Regions from separate parts of the Homo sapiens genome. Here regions 2 and 3 are each linked to region 1. Evidence: chromatin contacts called from ENCODE Hi-C or POLR2A ChIA-PET data. All regions are on one chromosome and are shown on one strand. The core of a region is the stretch at or near the end of the contact, and the rest is flanking DNA. Distances in the headings are between cores, read along the strand shown. Region 1 holds the start of C22orf23 (chromosome 22 open reading frame 23). Region 2 holds the start of MAFF (MAF bZIP transcription factor F). Region 3 holds the start of PLA2G6 (phospholipase A2 group VI).

Region 1 (4,370 bases), core at 650-3,149:
TGGCGTGATCTTGGCTCACTGCAACCTCTGCCTCCTGGGTTCAAGCAATTCTCCTGTCTCAGCCTCCCGAGTAGCTGGGATTATAGGCACACGCCACCATGCCCAGCTAATTTTTGTATTTTTAGTAAAGATGGGGTTTCACCATGTTGACCAGGCTGGTCTCGAACTCCTGGCCTCAGGTGATCCACCCTCCTCGGCCTCCCAAAGTGCTGGGATTAGAGGTGTAAGCCACAGCACCCGGCCCCATCAGCATTTCAACATGTGCTTTTCCTCATCTAAAAAAAAAAAAAAAAAAACCCTTATTTCTCTTCTCTCTCCCCCTATAGCCCTAATTCCATGGTGTCCTTTGAAGCAAAAATGTGTGAAAGAGCTGTCCACCCTCACTATCTTCCTCTCTTCCCATTTTGTCATAATCTCACTCCAAAAAGCCTTTCACCCCAACAGCTCCATCAAAACCACTTTCCAAGCTCATTAATGATCTCCACGTTGCTAAATCCAATGGCCAACTCTCCTTCTCATTTAGCCTGATCTATCAGCTGGCACATTAGGCCACTTGCTCTCCTCACTTGACTCCAAGGACACCTCACCCTCTTGGTGTTCCCCCACCTCCCCGGCTTCTCTTTTCCCCCAAGCACTCAATGTCCAAATGCCCTAATGCTCAGCCACGGGTCATCTCCTCTTCTCTACTGACACTCACTGGGAATGGGGTAGCAATCCCACACGTTTCTTATTTTTATCTTCAGACTAGCTCTCTTTGCACCCACATATCCCACAGGTAATTTTTGGGCTCTATCTTTAAAATAGTAATATATCCAGAATTCAAAACCAGTTCTCACCACCTCTACTCCTACCACCCTACTATAAGCTACTGACTTCTCTCATCTAGATTACTACAAGCAGGCCGGGCACGGTGGCTCACGCCTGTGATCCCAGCACTTTGGGAGGCCGAGGCGGGTGGATCACAAGCTCAGGAGTTCGAGGCCAGTCTGGCCAACATGGTGAAACCCGTCTCTACTAAAACTACAAGCAATTAGCAAGGCGTGGTGGTGCACGCCCATAATCCCAGCTAGTCGGGAGGCTGAGGCAGGAGAATCCCTTGAACCCCGGAGGTGGAGGCTGCAGTGAGCCGAGATCGCGCCACTGCACTCCAGCCTGGGCGACAGAGCAAGACTCTGTTTCAAAAAAAAAAAAAAATTACTGCAAAGGACCGTCCCAGACTTTTATTTAATGCCACCCGGTGGAGCTGCCCCAGACCCTCCTCTGGAGTACTCCTATACTACATACGTCTAGAACTGGGGAAGCTCACGCGACCACCGTTACCTGCTTGCTTGCTTACTTATGGGCCTGTGACCCCTTTTCTAGAAAGTGAGCACGTGGAGAGGCAGGGACGATTGTTCATTCACCTCAATATTCCCACTGCATGATACAGAGCCCGGCTCGCTGGAACATTTGCTGAAGGACACCTTTTCTACGGATCCCCTCTGGACCCTCGAGCCTGGGCCCTCCTGTGCCTCCAGCCGGGGCTGTGCTCCTGGGTCGCCCGCCCTTCCCTTCCTCGGCTCCGCCGGCCCCCTCAGGACCCCAGTCCCCTCAGACATTGCCCCTAGACGCCAGGCTCCTCAGCCGACCCAAGCCTTGCCTCATCCGCCCCTTCCAAGGTTGCCGCAAAGGCCACTCCGCTCCCGCACTCACTTGTCCTCGTTGTCTGACATGACACCCTCGCCTCAGCGACCCCGCTGCGCCCCGGTCCCGCGCGGAGACCCGCAAACAGCGACACTACGACTCGCGCGGCTCCTAGCTTATCTTGCGCCTGCGCCGTAACCCAGAGGAAATCACTTCCGGGAGGCAGGACAGAGCGGGGAAAGTGCGCATGCGCTGACTGGTGTGTGCGCGTTTCTATAGTAGCGAGAGGCGCTAGCTGCCAGCTCCAGCAGCCCAGATCGCGCAGTATTTCTGCGTGGCACCGGTGCGGATGCGGCTGTAAAGCAGTGGTCACCGCCTCCGGGAGCCCACTTCTATGTGGAGAGGGGAGCACCCAGAGAGGGTCTTAGGGTGAAATTTCAATTTTGGCATATCACTCAGTGGGTACTGTTGTGACCATGGCTGTGTTAACACTCCCTCCCGAGGAGACTTCCCTGCCACAGGCGCTGGGTCAGAATGAGGACTGTGTGTGTGTATCTGTGTGTCTGGATGGGAGGTTTGGGCACTGTCGCAATATTAACTGGCGGCATCATTCTCTGGCTCGATCCCCGCTTCCAGACTTCTGGGGGTGTTGGGCGTCGGGGAACAGAGATTAGGGACAGGAGACAGGGGGTGTGTCATTGCGTCTTTCCCTCCTCAGAGTCCTCCCATGGCTTCACAGAAGCAGATGGAGGTAGTGACCAAAGGAACTGGGTTCCGGCGCCGCCCCAAGACCATCACTTACACCCCGGGGACCTGCGAGCTGCTCAGAGGTCAGTCCGTTAAAGCAGCGATCCCAGCCTTTTTGGCACCAGGGACCGGTTTCGTGGAAGACAATTTTTCCACTGACGGAGGTGTGGGGAATGGTTTCGGGATGAAACTGTTCCACCTCAGATCATCAGGTATTAGTTAGATTCTCATAAGGAGCGTGCAACCTAGATCCCTCGCGTGCGCAGTTCACAATAGGGTTCGCGCTCCTATGAGAATCTAAGGCCGTCACTGACCTGAAAGGAGGCGGTGAGGCTCGCTAGCCTGCCGCTCACCTCCTGCTGTGCGGCCCGGTTCCTAACAGGCCAGGGACTGGTACCAGTCCACGGACGGAGGGTTGGGGACCCCTGAGTTAAAGGATGAGAGAAGAATGGTGGTAGTTACCCTCTGTAACTCAGTTCCCCCGTACCTGACCTGTGGCTTAGCACTATTTTCCTTTACAGATAAGGAGCCTGGGGTTCAGAAAGCTTCAAAATTCTACTGCATATGCCTTATTCGGGGGCGGGGCGGGGCGGGGGGGAGGGGAAGGTTCAAGGTGCTACACCTTGCCAAAAGTCAAAGAACTAAAATTTTTAGAGTAGTTAACTCCTATGCATCCTTTAGATCACACTTTCAACTTTCCCGAGGAAGACTTCTGCTCCTCACCACCACAGTAGGATCAACTGTTATGTGCCCTCACACATTTTCCTTCACTGGGCTTAGCACAAGCTGTAGTCAGTTATTTGGTGTCCCATCTATCCCTCCAGATCATGAATTTCATCAGGCAGGAACCGTGCCTGTTTCGGCCCACAATTGTAGCTCCAGCCCCTGAAACATGATGAACAAGTATTCATGTGTTCTTTTACTCAACAACTTTTTTGTTTTTTTCCAACAACAACATTTTTAAGTCTACCATGTGCCTTAGACTCTGTTTTAGGTGCTGGGGATACAGCAGTGAAAGAAAATGAGGTGGCTCAAACCGGTAATCCCAGCACTTTGGGAGGCCAAGGTGGGCAGATCACCTGAGGTTAGGAGTTCACGACCAGCCTGACCAACATGGAGAAACCCAGTCTCTACTAAAAGTACAAAATTAGCCGGGCGTGGTGGCGCATGTCTGTAATCCCAGCTACTTGGGAGGCTGAGGCAGGAGAATTCCTTGAACCCAGGAGGTGGAGATTGCAGTGAGCTGAGGTCGCGCCACTGCACTCCAGCCTGGGCAACAAGATGGAAGCTCCATCTCAAAAAAAAAAAAAAAAAAAAAAAAAAAAAAAAAAAGAGAAAGAGGAAAAAATATTTAACAGAGGGCAGAAATTTTATTAAACCAGCAAAAATTCTTATCATACAGCTAATATAGAAGGATAACAATAAAATAAAATATATAGAATTTTAGGTGGTCGTAAGTGCTATAGAAAAAACGAAGCAGGAAAGATAGAGAAGGCATGCTCAGTGCAGAATGGGGCTAGGATGTAGGGTTTTAAATTTCAGTAGGGTGTCAGGTGAAGGCATCCGCCTGCAGCCCAAGAGGCCTCATAGAATGCTTTGTCGTGCAGTGATGATGAAGGAATCCAAACTGACGAACATCCAGCAGCGCCACATCATGGACATCATGAAAAGTAAGGGGCAGTCCACAGAGGCTTCCTGGACAGAGGGATCTGGGGCCACACTTTTAATGCTTCTCCATGTTAAGGGAGAGAGGACCTCATATAAAAAAAACAAAGACAGCCGGGCACGTGGCTCATGCCTGTAATTCCAACACTGGGAGGCTGAGGTGGGAGGATGGCTTAAGCCCAGGAGTTCAAGACCAGCCCGGGCAACGCCACAAGCCACAAGACCTCATCTCCACAAAACCTTTTTTTTTTTTGAGACAGAGTCTCACTCTGTCGCCCAGGCTGGAGTGCAGTGGCGCAATCTCGGCTCACTGCAACTTCTGCCTCCCGGGTTCA
Region 2 (4,370 bases), core at 1,042-3,541, 250 kb before region 1:
ACCCATCTAAGCTGTGTTTTGCATTTACTTCTGTGGATCTTTTTTCAAGTTTGTGTCCGCTGCTGAGCTATAAGCTCCCAGAGGGCAGTCTCTGGATCTGGTCTGTTCATCTCATCCCTGGCATCTGGTCCAGGACAAGGGCCCAATGGCAATGCAGGGCCCAGGGGTGATTCAATGGGAAGTTAAACTTCTCAGTGCTAACTTTCCATCTGGGACTGAGTCAACCAGCCACTTCCCCTCATCCCCTGACCCCAGGCCCTACTTTGTAATGTTTCCTGCCCAGCTTTGAGGGTGGGCCTGTCTGGTTCCTGTGCTCCTGGCCCCAACCCTCCTGACTCAAACCCCACCTACTCTTGGGTACCCCCAGCTCCTGGCATGGGGCTGTCAGCCCTGCTTTCTCTTCCACAATTCACCTGGAAAATACGCTGTCTGCACAGACTTCCAGAGCTTCCCCCTTCTACCCACCATCCTGCCATCCTGGCTGTTACCTAGTTCCCAGTGGTAGATGGGAATACTGAGGGTCCGGGCTGCTGTAGCAGAGCTCACCCAGGGTTCAAAGATCCAAAGTCAAAAGATCATTGGTTCCTCACCCTAGCAAGTTCAATTGCTCCCCTCCCACAATTCCATAGACCGTGGGTGGGTGGGTGGAGGGGGAAGGTGGATTAAGACCAAGGAATCTCTAGCCCCCAGCCCATCCTGCAGGCGGCTACGACAAACAGGTGCTTTCTGCAGGGCTATTGGGTGAGTGGGTGGGTGGCGGCTAGGTCAGGCCCCACCCCTCACTCATTAACCCTCCGTGCAGTCAGAGTTCTATCCCCAATGCCTACTGACCCTGCCTGGCCCAGGGTGAGGGCACTCGGGGTCTGTCGGCTGGCTCAGAGCCTCAGCTAGCTTCCGGCGTCCAGCTGTAGGTCAGTCTAGTCTCACCAGTCCCACTTGTGAACTGAAACTACCAGGAGAGCGGAAACCGGCTCCGCCCCATCCTCCACGACCTAGCAGGTACAGCCTCCAGAACCCGGACTAGCTAAAAGCCTGTGGTCCTCTCCCTGCGCCGCACCCTTGCAGTCAAGGTTTTCTGGCCCTTCCTGTTCTCATGGGACTGAGGGGATGGGCAACCCTGGGGACGAACGAGAGTCCCTTGGTTCTTCCCTCCCCAGGAAGCCCCAAAATCTGGGGACAAGAACCTGGGCTCCAACTCACTTTGTTACCAGATCCACCGGGGTGCCAAGCGGGGGTGGCTCACATCCCTCACTCCTAGCTCAGCTGGGTGGGGTCTTTGATACCTTGCCCCACCCTGTGGCTGCGGGCGCGGGCTCTGGGCGGGAGACAAACACTGGGGTCACGTGGCGGAGGCCCTGGGAAACTCCGGGGAGAGCCGGGGACGGACAGCCCCGGGTAGTAGGACTGGGGCGGCCCGGGCCAGAATTCCCAGACCCCGTGCGAAGACGCACGGGTCCGCTTCCTTCGCTCGGGTCCTTGTTCCGCGTTTACTCCGGTGGCCGGCCCAGGGCACGCCCTCTCCGAGGTACACACTGCTGGTGTACAGGCCCCAGGGAGCGCGCGCGCGGACACGCACACACAAGCACAACACACGCACACACGCCCCCGAGGTACACAGCGCACGCACGCACCGGGCAGGATACCCAGGCCGCCCGCCAGGGAACACACGCCCGCCCTCGGACGTAAACAAACCGCGCACGCACCGCCCGCGGGCGCCGGGCCAGGGCCTGTTCCCACCGAGTCACGTAGGAGCACAGCGCCCCCGCCCCCGCCGGGCGGACGCGGAGATCGCCGGCCTGCGCTGCCCCTTCCTCCCGGCGCCGCCGCCTACCCGCCCGCGCCCCGGGAAGGGGCCCCGTCTCCACCCCCACTCCCCCGAGCTGGCCTCGGCCCCGTCCTCGGCGTCCCCGGGACGGCCGCTCCCTTCTCCCCGCCCCGAGCCGTCCGGGCGATGGAGCTCCGGGAGCCCCGACGGATCGGGCCCGGGCGCCCACCCCAGGCGCATCCCGGGACGCAGAAACCCTGCCGCCTTGGGGTCCCGCGCACCGTCCTCCTGGTCCCGCGTTCCTCACCCGCTTCTGGGCCCGCTTGGTCCGGCGCGCTCACACACGCGCGTCTCGCCGCTGTCCCGGCCGCTGTCCCGATCCGCGCTCCGGTCAGTCTCCCCTCCGCTCTGAGCCGCAGGTCGCTCTGAACCGGGCGCCCGGGAGCGCTGCGCTGAGTTTTGTTGTGGGGCGGGCGGCGCAGGGGGCCGAGGCCGCGCGGAGTTGTAAGGCGAGCTTCCCGGAATTACTCACTCACAGGATTCCTTTCATTCATAAAAACCCAGTCATGCGGTGACGTCACCGACCCGGCCGCCCTCCGGCCAGGAGCGGCCGCTTGGTCCCTCGGCCCCGCCCCCGTATGACCCCGCCCCCTGGAAGCCCCGCCCCCGGGGCTGCCGCGATTCTCTGCCTGGTTCCAGGGCTCGCTGGGTGCGTTCACGTGACACCTCGCGAGAGCCCCGTGGGTGTAGGTGTCATTGGCTCATTTTACAGGTAGTGGTCCTGGCCCTCTTCTTTCGACCTAGACCTTCTGCCTTAATGATCTCATCCAGTCCCGTGGCTTTAAATGACATTTATATGGCTATGAGCCCCAGGTTTGTATTTCCGGAGCGAACAGCTTCTCTGAGTTCCAGACTCATAGCCAGCTGCCCACTCTGCGCATCCAGTGGGTGTCAGATGGGCACTGCAGAGGACTCGGCCCAAAAACCCGCTCCTGATCGTCAGCCCTACCTCTGCTCCCTTGCCACCCCATCTCAGCTGCTCAAGCCAAAACCTTGGAGCCTGGCTCCATCCCTCCCTCTCCCTTCCTCCCCACCTCAGGACTCAAGCTAGCGGTGTCTCCAGGTCTCCTGCATAGGACCATTTCTCACCACCTCCAGTCATGGCACCTGGTCTCGGCACCATCAGCTTACCCGGACAATGGCAGCAGCCTCCGAGGCTCCCTACTTTGCCTCCAAAGTCTTTCTTTCTATACCAGCCAATGTTCTTCTCAAAACAAAGCTCAGGTTGTTTACACACCTTCTTTGGCCACTCTCTCCTCATCCACTGCTCTTCGGCCACAGTGCCCTTCTTTCTGTCCCCCAAACATACCAAGCTCATTCCTGCGACAGGCCCTTGGCACTGGCTGTCTGGTCTTCTGTTCACTTGCCTGACTCTTTCTCATCTTTCACGTCAGCCCGGATGTCACTGCCTCAGAGAGACATTTCCTGACCACCCTGGTTAAAGCAGTCTTCACCTCTGAATTTTTTTTTTTTTTTCGAGACAGGGTCTCACTCTGTCACCCAGGCTGGAGTGCAGTGGCACAATCTCGGCTCACTGCAACCTCCTTCTCCTGGACTCCAGCCATTCTCCCACCTTAGCCTCCCAAGTAGCTGGGACCATAAGCACACACCACCATGCTAGGTTCATTTTTTGTATTTTTTTTTTTTTTTTTTTTTTTTTTTTTTTGTAGAGACAGGGTTTTGCCATGTTGCCCAAACTGGTCTCAAACTCCTGGACTCAGGCAATCCACCCACGCTGGCCTCCCAAAGTAATGGGATTACAGGCGCAAGCCACCGCACCCAGCCTTGAAATTTGTTCTTATATTATCTTAATACTTCTGTAGGGTGTTTCATCATTTATGTATGTGAGTGCTGGTTATTGTCTGTCTTCCCCAACCAGAATGTATGTTTTATGAAGGCAGGCCTTGCTTCTTTTTCTTTTTCTTTTTTTTTTTTTGAGACAGAGTCTCACTCTGTTGCCCAGGCTGGAGTGCAGTGGCATAATCTTGGCTCACTGCAACCTCCGCCTCCCAGGTTCAAGGAATTCAGCCCCCCAGTAGCTGGACTACAGGTGAGTCACCATGCCCAGCCAGGCTGGTTTTGAACCCCTGACCTCAGGCCACCCACCTCGGCCTCCCAAAGTGTTGGGATTGCAGACATGAGCCACTGCGCCTGGCCAGGCTTATCTTGTTCACCACTGCCTGCCCAGTGCCTGGAGTAGTGCTTGGCACATAGTAGGCCCACAGTAAATACATGTTGAAGGAATACATGACTGGAGGCTCAGAGAGGTGAAGGTGACTTTCTAAATTCACTCAGCTAGGAAGTACAAGCACTGGAATTGGTATCCAGGTCTGAATGATTCCTGGCCCAGATGTTTGGGGGTACATCGCAACCAGGGGAGGAGGGCCACATAAACATGAGGGGTGTGCGCCGTGGTGGGAAGCCCCACCCAAAAGAGATGGCTTTGGAGGCCACGTGCGGGGTGGATGTTGCTGTTCATCCCCTGCTTTCCTTTGCTCATGATGTTCCCACTGCCTGAAATTCCATCGCTCCCACAGTCCCTCCT
Region 3 (4,370 bases), core at 566-3,065, 230 kb before region 1:
GTAAAGCTCTGTACAGATATTAGTTAAGATGGTTAATTTCATTAACCTGTGAAGATTCTTAACTAAACCTTGCGCAAGTTGCATTGGCTGCCCTGTCTAGGCACTAATATCTTTAGACGGACTAAGGAGGAAACACACTTTTTTTTTTTTTGAGACAGAGTCTGGCTCTGTCACCCAGGCTGGAGTACAGTGGCATGATCTTGGCTCACTGCAACCTCTGCCTCCTGGGTTCAAGCAATTCTCCTGCCTCAGCCTCCTGAGCAGCTGGGACTACAGACTATGGCCAGCACACCCAGCTAATTATTTGTATTTTTAGTAGAGATGGGGTTTCACCATGTTGGTCAGGCTGGTCTCAAACTCCTGACCTCAAGTGATCCACCCGCCTCAGCCTCCCAAACTGCTGGGATTATAGGCGTGAGCCACCGCACCCGGCCTACACGCTTCTTTTCACAAGAATGACACCCGCAACTATACTTCCCACGTAAATGGAGAGCAGTCTGGCAGATTCATCTAGACCTAGGGTTGGGTGATTATTAGGGAAAGAAAAGGTCCAACCAAGCCAGTGGGCTGAAGAGAGGACATGACCTGCTCAGTCCGAAGCAGATGTGTGACTAAAGTCTAGTCTCCTGGCTTCTCTGCAAAATACCTCATTATCGGCATTATTAACCCTAACAACTGCCATTTATTGAAATCCCACTATGTGCACGAATGGGGACCAATTTACTTCTAGATATTACAACAATCTTGTATTACTGTGCCCACTTCCTGGATGATGGGTCTGAGGTTCACAGAGATCATTTGCCCAAGTTCCTACTGAAAGTGCTAAGGTATTTCCTGAGACTGGCTCAGGGTGTGTTGCCAGACAACAATGCACACATTTTTAACACAATACTAAACTTAGTATATTATACTTATGTTAAAAATTTCGGAGCCGGGCGTGGTGGCTCACGCCTGTAATCCCAGCACTTCGGGAGGCTGAGGCGGGCAGATCACTTGAGGTCAGGAGTTCGAGACCAGCCTGGCCAACATGGTGAAACCCCGTCTCTACTAAAAATACAAAAAATTAGCTGGGCGTAGTGGCGGGCGCCTGCAATCTCAGCTACGCGGGAGGCTGACGCAGGAGAATCGCTTGAATCCGGGAGGCGGAGGTTGCAGTGAGCGAGATCGTGCCACTGCACTCCAGCATGGTCGACAGAGCGAGACTTGTCTCAAAAAAAAAAAAAAAAAGGACATGTGGTAATTCCCCTAGGGAATTTGGCCTTAGTTGTGAAAAATAAAAAAGCTATAATCAATTTCTGTTCTATCGGAAAAAAATGTATTGGCTGTTTAGCTGAAATTCAAATGTAACTTAACATCCCGTATTTTTTATATGCTACATCTGGCAACCCTGGCTTGAGGCTACCTGGCAAAAATCAAAACAGGTTCCTCCTTGTTATGCCCTATGCCTCTGTTGCCTTTATTTTTATCTTTACGAGCAATCATTAACAGTAACTTCAGACTCCAGGCTCTGGTCGCTTTAGGAGGCGGAAGGCGGACTAGGGTAGGACTCCTGGCCCTCATCAACAGGACTGCCAAGAAGCCGGGCACCTTCTGCCCCGCACAAACATGGCCGCGCCTCGCCGCCGAGGATTGGCTCCCGCCGAAAGCTCGTCCTCCTGGCTAAGGGAGCCCCTTCCATTGGGCAGTTAAAAAAAATGGCGGACCCCGCCTCCCGCCGTCCTCGGGCGCGGGGGCGGAGCCTAGAGGAGGCCTGGGACAGGGCCACCAGTGATTGGCGGAGAGCGGTGGTCAGGCCATCACGTGGCCCGAGGCCCGTTTGTTTGCGGAAGTAGGAGGAAGTAGAAGTGCTGAGTAAGCCGAGGTGAGTGACCTCGCGGGTGGGCGGGGCCTGGGGGTCCGTTCCCCAACTTCCTCGGCGCTCCGGACTCCCAAGTCTCCGCCGGACCCTCCTTTGGATATTCCTCGTGTCTCCGATTCTGAGGCATGTCCTCCATTAACCCTTATGTGACTCCCTGAGTGCCCCCACCTTCCATCTTTTCATCCCCCTGCGTCCCCAATTCCCATCCCGAGACCGCCCGTGTCTCATCTCGAACTTGTGGACCCCAGGGACCCCAGCTTCGACCCTGAGTTTCTCCCCTGAACCCCAGTCTCCTCCGTGTGTCTCCCTCAGTATCCCTAACTTCCCGAGTCAATCCATCTCTTCTCTTTCCCCGACCCTCAGTGCCTCTTTAGGCCCCATTGGCCGTCCTAATTTTCCTTCCTGTGCTCCTCTAAGTGCTCACTTGATTCCCCACTTCACGTCCGTCTCCACCTTTCGTGGTGCCTCTACTCATTTCTCACTCCCTGCTTCTCCTGCCTTTCCTCCCTGCTTTTTTTCCTTGCCTTTCCTCTCTCGCGTGCCTCCAGACCTGCCCCCGACATGCTCCCTCCTTCCCCTCAGCCTGGCCACCCCAGAGTCTCCCACCCCTAATCCTGTGTCCACCTCCTGCTCCCACAGATGACTTGGAAGCTGGTGACAGGGAGCATGTGACCAGGGTGATCATGGGACTGGGTCGGGGCAAGCCTGTGGGTGTGGGACAGGGAGGGCACAGGGCAAGGGGACCTGTGGCCGTATTTTTAATGGGCTACCCACATGACCCCAACGAATACCTCCCCCTAGCTTCTGGGTCTTTCCCTCACCTGCCTCTTACCCGCCCAACAGGATGTCAGGCAGGTTCGGTTTGGCAACGTTGAGGCTGCACCCTTGGGCTGAATGCATTGTTTTTGAATGCATTGTTTTTGTTAGAGTTTCTGCCTGGAGTTTGGAACCTGTTTTCTGTCCAAGTCTCAGTTTCCTCATCTGTGACAGGGGAACTGTACCTCCTGCCCTCGTAAGTCTGCCATGAGGTTCAAAATTTGAATGAGAAAATGTAGAAGGTAAAGCTTTATAACCAGTATGGCCCTGTACAAATACATGATTTTACTGTTGGGTCATAGGCAGAATTGAAAGGAGTGGAAAGGGAAAGGGCTAGAATGAGAAGACAAGGAGAGAAGGATGAGCAGGAGGTCCCTTGTCTTTCAGTGTATCATTTGGCAGTGTTTGTTCATCACCTCTTGTGAGTCAGGCTCTTCTGTATATGTTCTCTTCACCATTCATTCAGTCATCGTTTATCTAACAAATATTTACGGACTGTCTGATGTTCTAGGCTACCCTTGGTGTGGCCAATGATATTCTCACTTCACATGAGAAAAAGAGGGCGCATGAGTTGCTTGAGGTCACACCGATGAGGTTGAAGCTGGAATCTGACACCAGAGCCTGTGTGATTGTCCTGATGTGTAAGGTTTGCTACTGTTTAGGACACTTCTTGTTCCTTCCGTGGATTACTTTCTTGTTACATGAGAGACTCCCCAAAAGGGAGTTTCCCTCTTACTCAGCAGAATGACATCACTAAGAGATACAGAAAGGAGAAATTTAAATACTCTGTGTGTGTGTGTGTGTGTGTGTGTGTGTGTGTGTGTGTGTGTCTGCAGACATCTATTGGGTGTGTGTGCTGGGGGAAGTAGGTAGGCAAGGAGTAAGGGGCCGTAGTGAAGAGTGTGTTACAAACTTCACTTTGTAGAGGGTGGCTCCCTGGGAGAATATGTTCTGTGTCTTTCACAGTGGATTTTGATAGGGTCATGTCTTAAATGCCTCTTCTCGTTTTCGGATGGTGATCTCATCCAGTCTTATTTCTTTAAGTGCCGTCTCTATTCTGTCAGCCCACAAATTTATATCCCCAGTCCAGTCCAGACCTTTCCCTGGAATGACATACTCAAATCTAGTTGCTTACTCAGCACCTCAAACTTAGGCTTTTCAAACTTGAAGTATTTATTTATTGATTTATTTATTTTTTGAGACAGAGTCTCACTCTGTCACCCAGGCTGGAATGCAATGGCACGATCTCGGCTCACTGCAACCTCCACCTCCTGATTCTCCTGCCTCAGCCTCCCAAGTAGCTGGGATTACAAGCATGCGCCATCATGCCCAACTAATTTTTGTATTTTTGTAGAGGCGGGGTTTCACCGTGTTGGCCAGGCTGGTCTCGAACTCCTGATCTCAAGTGATCCACCTGCCTTGGCCTCCCAAAGTGGTGGGATTACAGGTGTGAGCCACCGCGCCAGGCCTCAAACTTAAGAGTTTAGAATTGAGCTCCTGTTAGTTCTGCCCTCCATCCCTGACCCCACTCTTCACCAAAACATGTCCCTCCCACTCTCTTTCTCATCTTAGGACATAGGAGTATTGTTCATTCAGTTGCTCAGGTCAAAGCTGTGAGATTATCTATGATGCCTCTCTGTTTCTTACCCCACACCCAGCCAGAGTGATCTTGTTAAAATGTTGTTTCTTTGCAGTG

The links. A loop is a pair of places that touch in the nucleus more often than their neighbours do. ChIA-PET counts read pairs that join two places held with the same protein, here RNA polymerase II (POLR2A). Pooled maps may share reads with other maps.
Region 2: a map of CD8-positive, alpha-beta T cell shows a loop between it and region 1 (19-fold over the local background). The contact joins the promoter of MAFF here to the promoter of C22orf23 in region 1. A Hi-C loop is called at or near these places in 2 of 168 maps with a recorded cell type or tissue (CD8-positive, alpha-beta T cell and vagina), 1 of 37 single-sample maps with no recorded cell type and 6 of 50 pooled maps. POLR2A ChIA-PET finds 5 or more read pairs at or near these places in 1 of 52 experiments (activated CD4-positive, alpha-beta T cell).
Region 3: a loop to region 1 is called in a pooled map, with 8 times the contacts of the local background. The contact joins the promoter of PLA2G6 here to the promoter of C22orf23 in region 1. A Hi-C loop is called at or near these places in 1 of 168 maps with a recorded cell type or tissue (vagina) and 6 of 50 pooled maps. POLR2A ChIA-PET finds 5 or more read pairs at or near these places in 1 of 52 experiments (activated CD4-positive, alpha-beta T cell).

The regions. Positions count from the first base shown.
Region 1 is chr22:37,951,130-37,955,499 of GRCh38, reverse strand. C22orf23 (chromosome 22 open reading frame 23) reads left to right here and starts at 1,899. Exons shown (of 7, transcript NM_032561.5): 1 at 1,899-2,052; 2 at 2,342-2,453; 3 at 3,978-4,040. The coding sequence starts at 2,351. POLR2F (RNA polymerase II, I and III subunit F) reads right to left here and starts at 1,801. Exons shown (of 5, transcript NM_021974.5): 1 at 1,693-1,801. The coding sequence starts at 1,712. RefSeq lists a silencer at 1,566-1,635.
Region 2 is chr22:38,199,915-38,204,284 of GRCh38, reverse strand. MAFF (MAF bZIP transcription factor F) reads right to left here and starts at 2,291. Exons shown (of 3, transcript NM_012323.4): 1 at 2,073-2,291. RefSeq lists silencers at 705-784, 1,635-2,074, 2,135-2,464.
Region 3 is chr22:38,179,275-38,183,644 of GRCh38, reverse strand. PLA2G6 (phospholipase A2 group VI) reads left to right here and starts at 1,815. Exons shown (of 17, transcript NM_003560.4): 1 at 1,815-1,981. RefSeq lists enhancers at 1,543-1,652, 1,569-1,863, 1,813-2,262, 2,893-2,962, 3,243-3,412.